Linked DNA regions of Mus musculus: region 1 is linked to region 2. Evidence: chromatin loops called from intact Hi-C (ENCODE). Cell type or tissue: left cerebral cortex. All regions are shown on one strand.

The links. A loop is a pair of places that touch in the nucleus more often than their neighbours do. Peaks named below come from ENCODE experiments on the same cell type or tissue, not always from the same donor. Only the 100,000 strongest peaks of a DNase experiment are listed, where the experiment ranks them.
Region 1: it touches region 2 in a loop (5-fold over the local background); 26 of 42 quality-filtered maps call a loop at or near these places.

Annotation. Positions count from the first base shown.
Region 1 is chr13:60,599,953-60,604,952 of GRCm38, reverse strand. It overlaps Dapk1 (death associated protein kinase 1), which reads right to left and starts at 3,006. Exons shown (of 26, transcript NM_029653.3): 1 at 2,843-3,006; 2 at 2,357-2,528. The coding sequence starts at 2,418. In left cerebral cortex, a CTCF peak has its summit at 3,111 (motif pointing left); DNase peaks (open chromatin) are centred at 1,822, 2,294, 3,037 and 3,350; H3K4me3 peaks cover 2,569 bases; H3K27ac peaks cover 1,693 bases.
Region 2 is chr13:60,741,327-60,746,326 of GRCm38, reverse strand. All of the region lies in intron 19 of Dapk1 (death associated protein kinase 1), which reads right to left. Among named protein-coding and RNA genes, the nearest start is that of BC051665, 43 kb to the left of the region's middle. In left cerebral cortex, a CTCF peak has its summit at 1,966 (motif pointing right); DNase peaks (open chromatin) are centred at 1,975 and 2,756; H3K27ac peaks cover 528 bases.

The sequences.
Region 1 (5,000 bases), 140 kb after region 2:
TCTCCTTAGCAGTTCACAGCTCAGAGCTTAGCATCACCCTGTGCGATGGTTTGTATATGCTTGGCCCAGGGAGTAGCACTATTAGAAGGTGTAGCCCTGTTGGAGTGGGTATATCACCATGGGTGTGGGCTATAAGACCCTCACCCTAGCTGCCTGGAGGTCAGTCTTCCCTTAGAAGTCTTCAGATAAAGATATAGAACTCTCAAGCTCCTCCTGCACCATGCTTGCCTGAAGGCTGCCATGTTCCTGCCTTGATGATAATGGACTGAACCTCGGAACCTGTAAGGCAGCCCTAATTAAATGTTGTCATTTGTAAGAGTTGCCTTGGTCATGGTGTCTGTTCACAGCAGTAAAACCCTAACTAAGACAACCCCGCATTCAGGCCACATACCTGTCTCTTTCCATTTCTCTGCCTGTGAGCCCCTCCCTCCACTCCCAGTCTTCCAGAGACATATGACATCACTCGTGCCGCATCTTCTCTGCCCGTGCCCCTCCCATCAGAGCTTCTTTGGCAGAAGTGATGATGTCCAAGACAGGATAAAACCACAGGTTGTGGGACATCCTTAGAAAAAGCCAACCTTTACCTGCTTCACATTTTGGCAAAATCAAGAGCAGCTATCACAATAGCTGTGCATTTTCTTTCTTAAAAATCCCAACTCCCAGTTACTCCAGAACACCTCTTCAAGATTCCTAGGTCGCATGAATTATTAAACAAACAACTCATCAATTAGTCTTTCATGGAGAATAGTTAGACACAGAAGCATAGACAAGAGCCAAAATCAGAGAGAAACATTAGTGACAAATGAGCGAACCGCCATCCCTGTCATTACAAGCTCGAAGTGAAGATCAAAAATCCACTTGCTAACCACAGGGACGCCCCACCCCCTCCCCTTTCTCTTAATCCATGGAAGAAGGATTTTAAGGGAAACAAAGTCGATGAATTTCATTCATAAAGCAATCAGCTCACCTAATTTTTTTCCCATCCCTTTTCGCAAGATCATTTCTAGAATGTGTTAACCTCACAGAAATGGTATCAAACCCTTTTTTCCCCACCCTTTTTTATTTTCTAAACACCCCCCACCCCCTCCACACACACATATTCATCTTGCTATAAACCATAGAAGGAGAGTGGCTGAATTCCAGTTAAATCAAGTATTTCAACCGCACACTCAACCTCAGTCTTCTCCATACCCACGAAATGTGATCTTTCAGAACCCTGCCTTTTATTTACTTACTAAGATTTAAGATAATAGTATTGTCTTCCTCTGCACAGGCTCCACCGATGCCTCCAGGCTACACTGAACTTACACACATCCTGTACAGTAACTCTTTAGACCTCTCTCTTTCCTGGGCTGTCTGGATTATTACAAAGTTTTGGTTAGATATCTTTCAAAATCCTATTAGGTAATAGGTCTTCCCCCCCACCCCCACCCCCACCCCTTTTCAGTTCCCTGCCCATGAATTAAAAAAGAAGCTTGGTATGAGGCCATGGGGTATATATGGAAAAATACAAACTTCAATACACACTCTGTGTGAGTAATTGCAAGTACGTTTGTTTATAAGCCCGTTTGCCTGCTTCTGTCACAATGCCAATACACAAATTTCACAAGACAAATTTTAAATCTAGGTATGAACACTGGGCTCTCTGCGCACACAGCAGAGATCAATACACTCGGTGGGCTAATGGATACCCAGCACTCGTCAAGGGCTCCCAGTGAAATCTTCTTTGTGCACCTAGACACTGACACACTCTGCTCAGCATCGCACCCCCCACAGCGTGTTGGTACGCTCTGAATCTAGACAGCCGCCATAAATGACACCGAAGCCACCACTAACCAAGCCGGGAATTAAATTCCTGGTTGGAAGAAGTTTCAAAATCCAAGGCCAACATCTGGCAAGTTCCACGCCTGCCTACCAATCCTGGCTGGTGTTGCACTGAAAATTAGCACAAGGGGAGAGAATTGTTTAAGTGCCCATTAATTAACTTGTACGCCGCTTAAAACACACATGGGTGGTCCCTCCAGTTGCAGTTAGAATCTTTGCGTTTGCCTCATTGTCTCAAAAGGGTGAAGGCTGACAGGAGTTAGTAGTGCACACAATGAAGTCTGTTCTTATCCAGGGATTCTGACCATACCCTGTGCACAGTAACTGCACTGTGGGTTGCCTCTCCACCCCTCAGATCAGGCAGTTTATTCATGGTCCCTGGCTTTAGCTGGTTAGGCACCGGTTCCTCTGCTATCCGCCCATCTCAGAGAAGGGCCAGTCAGGGACATGCCCGGTTTAAGCAGCATCTGTTTATCGCGCAGTGCCCCCCACCACACACACACCGCGCGCTTCCGTCACCCCTTCCTGGTACCTGCCCAGTTCCTCGCCGGTGTCGTAGTAGTCGTCCACGTTTTCCTGCCTGAACACAGTCATGATAGACTGTCACGCCTCACCAAAGCCCAGGCCACTCCGGCTCCGCGGCCCGAACCATCCCCACCGCCGCCTCGCTGCTGCGAGCCCCTCATGCACCAAGCCGCAGACCTCTGAAAGACATGGGGAGAAGAATGAGACGGTAAACTCTAAAAAATCGGGGTCCCAGGGGCTGGGTCCCGATCTCGAGGCCTCCCGCGGGCAGGGGCCACGCGCCCTTTGTTAAGTCTAGGCTGGGGGACCCCCACACCCCGCATTGCCGCGCCCCAGCCCCGTGCCTGCGGTTCCCGGGCTCCTGCCTCCGCCTCCGGACAACGTGGGGACAGCTCGGGGAAGGGACACAAAGCGCCCTGCCCCGCCACCTGTTCCCCCGCCCGGCGCCCCGGCCGCCCTCCCGCTCCTCCCACTGCCTGCGGCGGCCACTCACCCGGTCCCGCAGCTGTCGCTTCGTGCGCCCTGAGCCCCGCGGCGGGTCCAGGTCCCCGGCAGCTCCGAGCGGCCTCCGCTCCTTGCGTCGGGCGCAGCTCGGCCCCGCGGGGACGCAGCCACCACCTCCTCCGCGCCCTCCTCCTCCGCTGCGCTCGCGGCTCCTCCCGGTCCGCGCTCCCGCCCCGCCGCGCGCACCCCGCACACACCCACTCGCCCGCACCGAGCGCGCGCCCCACCTGTGACTCGGCGCCCGGCTGCCCTCTGCCGCCCGCTTCGAAGAAGCCGGAGGCTTTCGTCCTCTCAGAGTGTGAACCCAAGGATCCGTGTGGGCCAGGCGACGTGCTCCGTGCCTGGAAAACCACAAAAAAAAAAAAAAAAAAAAAAAAAAAAATAGAGCAGAAATCAATAAAGTCCTGCCCCGGAGGCGCCCACACCCCGATGGAAACGATAGCAAACAAATAGCTTATAAATGAGGTCGCTCTGTTCTTCTGTGTTGACAACAAAAACCGAGAGAGGACAGCAGGGGCCTCATCAGAGGGGGCGTCTCCCGCCGCTTGTTTTGAGCTGAGATGTCTGAGATCCAGGGAGAAAAAGGTTGAACTATCACAGGCTGTCAGTACTGTGGTTGCTCAACTGAAACACAGCGAGTCCAGCTTGAGCTGTATTAAGCTTTCAATACACACCAGACACTGTTTAAGACTGTGTTAAAAAAAAAAAAAAAAAAAAAAAAAGAACGAAAATCGCCGTATGTGTGTCTTTATATTAGCTACATGTCAAAATGATGGTGCTTTGGACCTATCGGGTTAAATAAAACTTTATTAAAATAGTTACACTCGCTTTGTTTTGTTTGCTTGTTTGTTTTACAGTCAGAACAGTAGCCATTTACCTTGCATTGGATTGCTGAGGACTGGCCAGTCTGCGCAGACACTCTGGGTCCACCCGTGAAACCATTATGTCTCTCTCCCCGTGCTCCTGACTTAATAAAGTTCCTAAAGGGGATTCTATCCTGCTGCCTAGAATCGCCAAGGTTCATCCGTGAACCTGCCAAGAGTTCATATCCACACCACTGCTCAAACTCTCCATTCAACAGATATTTTCAACCGTGGAGGCTTGGGCCTAAAAGAACAAAGAGAAGCAAAAGAATGTATCAGATCCTAATCTTAACTCCGTCTCCAGCTAGGAGTGGTAGCACACACCTGTAATTCCAGCACATGGGTGAAGAAAACAGGAAGATCAGGAGCTTAAGGCCAGCCTCAGCTGTAGGAAAAGTTGAAGGTGAGGCTGGAGTACGCATCTCCAAACAAACACAAACAGCAAAAAGGTATTCCTAACGGCCCAAGGAAAGAGTCCAGCGGGCACGATAGAAGAAGGAGATTAGAATGTGCCACTGGCCTAAGTGCTAAGATGGAGAGTCAATACAAGAAGATCTTGAGAATTGACAAATACAATAAAAATAACAACAGCAACCAAAAACAACAACAACCAAATAAATAGAAGGGTGATTTACTTGGGAAGCATGCAAATAAATACATCTGCCAAAAAAAAAGAAGAAGAAGAAAGAAAGAAAAACACGGCGTAACTTATTTTCCAAGGCCACTGAAAGGGCTGGATCTACTCAGGGGCATTAGGGCTGATCAGAAGACATTTTTCTGGTGTCACGAAGAAGTAGGATGGAATTGAGAATTATAAATTTTCATCTAATATTCATGAGCCCATCTAGCAGCTGAACCGGCTTGGAGGTCTCACTCACTGGGATCTGCACTGACTCAGGCAAATCTTTTCGAAGCAGCAATTGTGATAGTTTAAAACAATGTCTTAGCGGGGAGTGGCGGTGCACGCCTTTAATCCCAGCACTCGGGAGGCAGAGGCAGGCAGATCTCTGAGTTCGAGGCCAGCCAGGTCTATAGAGTTCCAGAACAGCCAGGGCTACACAGAGAAACCCTGTCTTGTAAAACTGGAAAAAAAAAAAAAAGTCTTTAATTCCTTGGTTTTCCTAAGACAATCTGGGGTAGCCACACTGGGTGGTTTCTTCCCAATATTAGCTCCTCCCCGGGCTCCATACTCTATGGCCTCTCAGTGTCTCCTAGAACTACACAGTAAAGTCAGAGATCAGAGGAGCTAAGGAGATGCCCTAACCCTTGGGCACACCCACCCAC
Region 2 (5,000 bases):
TCCTGGGTTCCCTGGGACTACTGGGCACTTGGTTAGGATTTACACAGGAAATAGATCTTGTTTAGAGTCATCTCGTCTTAAGACTTAGCTACATTTTTGCACATGACCTGAGGTTCAGGAGTAGACTGTAGAGTTTTCCAAGATTACAAATATCTTATAAATTGGTGGCTGGCTCACAAAATATTTAAATATTTTAGTACTTGTATGTATTTACAACATGTGTGTGTGTGTGTGTGTGTGTGTTTGTGTGCGCACATGCGCTATGGCACATATGCAGAAAGACGTCAAGTGACAGCTTGTAAGGGACAGTTTTGTCCTTCCCCTGTATGGGTCCTCGAACTTGATGGCAAACAGCTTTATTTCTCAAGCCATCTTCCTGGACCTATTTAAAATTTCATTTTGCCTTTATTCATTGAGACTCTTGGGTCCCTGGTAGCCCTGAAACCATGCTGTTTGAGTTGTCATGCCAACCATCCAATTGGTAAGCATTCACAGTCACTCCAAGGCCGTGGCAGGCTCTCCCTAGATCACCAGCACTGCGCTTCATGTCCCAGCATGTTCACCGAGACACGTTCCCCTTCCACGTCTGTCACCTTTGCATCGGTGATTCTACTGAGAAGTGGTTGCATGCTGTTCTTGGGTAAGGAACTCACTTCAGATCAGCAGGATGCCATACAGAAGGCATGCGGTGGCTGACTCTCGATGGCTACAAGAGCTGCCTGATCCTCCCCTTTTAGATAAGGAAACTGAGACCCAAGAACATGGATCAGAGCGGAATCGACTACTGCATCCTCTACCCATCCTGGAGTGCGAAAGGAAGATAAACAGAGGGGCGAAATAGATAAAGAAAGACATGCAGACAGAAGCGGAATCTCAGGCTGTGTGCTGGAGGCTCAAACAGGATCACACAGCCATCCGTAGCCCGTCTCACTGGGAAGACATGGCCCTACTGGGTCCCTGTCTTAAACACAGTGTAGCCGTGGGGGCTTCTTGACTTTATTAAGATTTATAAACCATCACTAGGAAAGTGTGCAAAATGAGAAAAAAGGCCCCTCCTCCTTACATCTCCATGGCGTTGTGGCATGCCGATTTTGTACCTCATTGTGGTTTCATTTCAGAGACAAATGCATCCACTTCTGGGAGCAATGGAGCATGGTCACCTGCATCCCAAGAGCTACCGTTGGTCTAAAACTTTTGCTTAGAACTGCTGTTCTTGGCTGATGAGTCTTAGTTGGAGGAGGCTGTGGTCATCTCTGAATCTCATGCCAACAAGCTACTCCTCGACTAACAATTGTCAAGGCATCCTGTCTTATCAAAGAAAGCAGCATTTTGCTAAATTTACACCTTGGCTTTTATGAGGCCCTAGACTCTGGGCTACCACACAAGCAAACACGTGTTCTCACTTCTCAAGTGGGGACCCAGGGACATCAGAACCCTATGTCTCCTGCCTCCTACCTGTGCCCAGGTCCCTTTCATATTTCATTTTCTGTCCGCCAAGAGATGGCAACCCTGGCTGGGTTCTTAACCTTCCTAATGCTATGATCTTTTGCTATAGTTCCTCATATTGTGGTGCACCCCCACACTAAAAATTATTTTTGTTGCTACTTTATAACTAATTTTTATGTTGTTATAAATCATGCTGAGAGTATCAGTGTTTTCCAATGGCCTTAGGGGACCCCTGTGAAAGGGTCATTTGAAACACCAAAGAGGTCGAAACCCACGGGTTGAGAACCACTGCTTTAGCCCATAAGCCAGGAGAGCCATTTTGTCATTGAGGTGGGCAGAATACACTAGAGTCTTGAAAAGCAGGAAAAGGGAAAGCAGCCTCAGTTGTCCGCATGCCTGTGGGAATCTAACCTCGTCGTCCTCTTCGAATCTAAATTTAGAAGAGTTTGATACAACCTTCCCTTGACAGAAGTTGCTGATAGCCCTCCACCGGTGGTCAACGCATTCTCAGTTTTGGCCACCAGGTGGCATGGTAGGGACAGCTGAGGAGCACAGAGCGGGACTCCCTGAAAAGCAGTTTTCACCAACCCTGTTTTCCTCCCCTAAGGAATGGCACCACACTAGCTATAGCAGGCGGGTGCTATGTGTGTTAATTGGTTTGGAAGGAAGCACACTAATACACAGTCCACCAAAGTGAGGCCGGAGCAGGAGCTCTGAGATTAGACCTGGCCACAAATCCACCCTGGCCAAGCCCTCCGTGATGGGGCTGGAAGGAGCTGGTAGGAGCTTGTCCACCCAGCACCCAGGAGGAGCATCAAGTTGGGGCCACTGTGCTACTGCAAGTTTTCTCAAGCCCTACAATGAGCTCCAGTGTGTGTCCCTTGGGTCTGTGAATGTGACTGGGCTGCACACAAGGCCCAATGGATTAAAGGTTTGGTTGAGTGCTTGCAGTAGGCTGGATATGTAAGACAGCACACCTCCCAACACTAGGAGTGCGCAGGTTTATGAACGTGGACCTTCCGGGTGGTTGTGAAGGTGGGTCTGTAACACAGGTTACACTCACCACCAATCAGCTCCCATCACTTACTTAAGTGCTTGCTCAAGAAGTTATCCTACCCAAGACTCAGAGAGCAACTAGCCTGCACGGTCCCAGCCAAGCCCAGCACCACACTGGCTATAAGCGCTTCCACTAGCAGGTCTCCCCGTCTCTCCTCTAGATCCTGACACCCACAGTCCGAACCTGGCGGGCCTCTGGGTTTACAGCTTTCTTTCTTCAGCACGTTTCCCTTGGCAAATTAGCTTTCACGTTCCCCAAAGGAAAGATGACTAAACCCACAGGCTGGAAAGGAAGCAACTGGCAATCTGGAGAAGCCAGATAAGGGCCCTGAGAAGAGGCAGCAGCGACTTCCAGCACATGGCACATGGCGGAAGCTGTTAGGCCCAAATGCACGGAGTGAGAATACTAATTATGCAAATGTCCTTCACTCCCTGTGAATTTTAATTATGGGCAACACCCAACACTGTCCATTTTCCAAAACATTCCTGAGCACCTCCTCAGTGTCTTATGCTTGGGTTTAAGAGAAAGGACGGGGCTACTTTTATTATCGGTTTAAGGAAAAAAATCCTACTGATGAGACCAATGAAGTAAACCAAGTCCCCAAAGCCCTGATAATCATGGAACTCGCAGGAACAGAGGCAAAGAAAATAAACTTCAAGACCACGGATACCGCATGCAGCCCACTCCCTATGACCTTGCATTTCCTTGCATTGAGGTGAAGAGACTGGACCTGGCTAGGCACCACAGTCCAGGTCCGTGCAGTGGAGGACTGAAGGGGCTCTTTCCTGGTAGGTAATCTATCTGTCTGCACGAGATAGAAGAGAAGGCACAGCTTCCTCCTGTTAGTTCCTCTGGAGAGGAGCAGCCAGAGGGTAGATGCGGGGCTTCCAGAGCCCACCAAACACCAAGTTCCAGAGACAGAGGAGACTCACATGAGGGGTCTATGGGATCATATGCTGTAAGCATTCCCGCCACATCCAACTGCAAGAACCCAGAGTGATGTCACCGAGCTGGAAGGAAACACCTGTGGCTAGCTCTCAGAGATAATACCAAATGTCTCAAGTCCTCCATATTGAACTGGGCCAGTGCAGGCTCCATACAGCTCAGTCCTGCCTGGTTTTCATAGTCCTGGCCTTGGCCTGGGTCCCTAGGAGTCTAAACCCTTCCAGAAGAGAAGCTCCTAAGGTCCCCTTAATGCCAGGCTCCAAAGCCCTCCCTGGTCCTGTGTCAGCCCCTCACTGCACAGGGATGAACACAGACTCTGACTCTCACACTGGCTTCCACTGGAGCCAGTGATAAAATGGCTTTGGTTCTATTTCCGTAGGCCAGTCCCTATTTCCTTCACGGCAAAAGTTCAAAACTACATTCCCAGGAGGTGAAAACCTCTGAAAACTCCCTAGGCAGAGACCACATGGAATGTACAGTACCCAAATGAGGGAGGCGTCATGAGCCACTACTCTCGTGAGTGGCTCTAACACAGGCAGAGAACACTGCACAGTGTGTTTCCTTTGGTTTCCACACAAGGAAAGAAGAGAAACAAAGGCACTACAGCACGGGCCTGGAGGCCAGGGACAGAAGTATTCTGCAAAGACAGGATGTACCGCCCACCTGCAATGAATGGCAGGAGCACCCTGGTGAAGACTACTGAGGAGCATGGCCACAGCGGACACTGCAGCCTCCCCTCTTCCCTGAACTGTGCTCTTTTTGAACAGTCTGTCCTCCTGGAGACTGAATTGATAACCGTAAACATATGCCTGGCCTTTCTCTCTCTGCAGACACTGGTGGCTTCTGTCCTCACTCCCCAGTGCCGTTGCTTTGACTTCCGAAAGCAAATCTTCTATCTATCGGGTGCTTCCAGCGCTGATGAGTTATCGCAGTTCAGGACTTAGTTTTTTTAAATCTGAGAGATCTGAAGGAAAGAATGGATCAGCAGAGCTCTGCCTCCCACCAGAAGGCTGAGGCCTAGAGTCACGTGGACGACAATGAAGGTAAGTGTGTCCTGTTGAACAAGACATTTATAAAATCCTGCCTGATGGAACAGAAGCCCCAGCTCAGCACACTGTGATCTGTGACTAGGCAGGGTGGCTCAGCGCAGGCTCACTGAGATGTCCCCAGGCTGGCTGGCTGGAAATAAACACCACAAAGTCCCCGTGCCCACAGAAAGACCAAGGATGTAGAGATCTCGTGATATGGGATTTGCACTAACTCCTCTCAATCTCTTTGAGGATTGGTGTTCTGGTAGGAACATCCTCCCCTGTGAACCCTGGGGATGTAAAATGTCAGTGCCAGTCACAGAAGTTCAGGGCCCCCACCGCATTTGCAATGGTCCATTCTAAAAATGCTCTTCAGGGTGCTGTGCCAAGCACAAAGGAAGCCACTCGGTGCTCAGTGTGTACAGGTGCTGTTCTCAAGACGTCTTTCGGGGCTCATTACCATTCTCTGAGCTGGCACCTCGTCCCATGGGTCGGATGCAGATGCTAAGGCACAGAGCTGATGA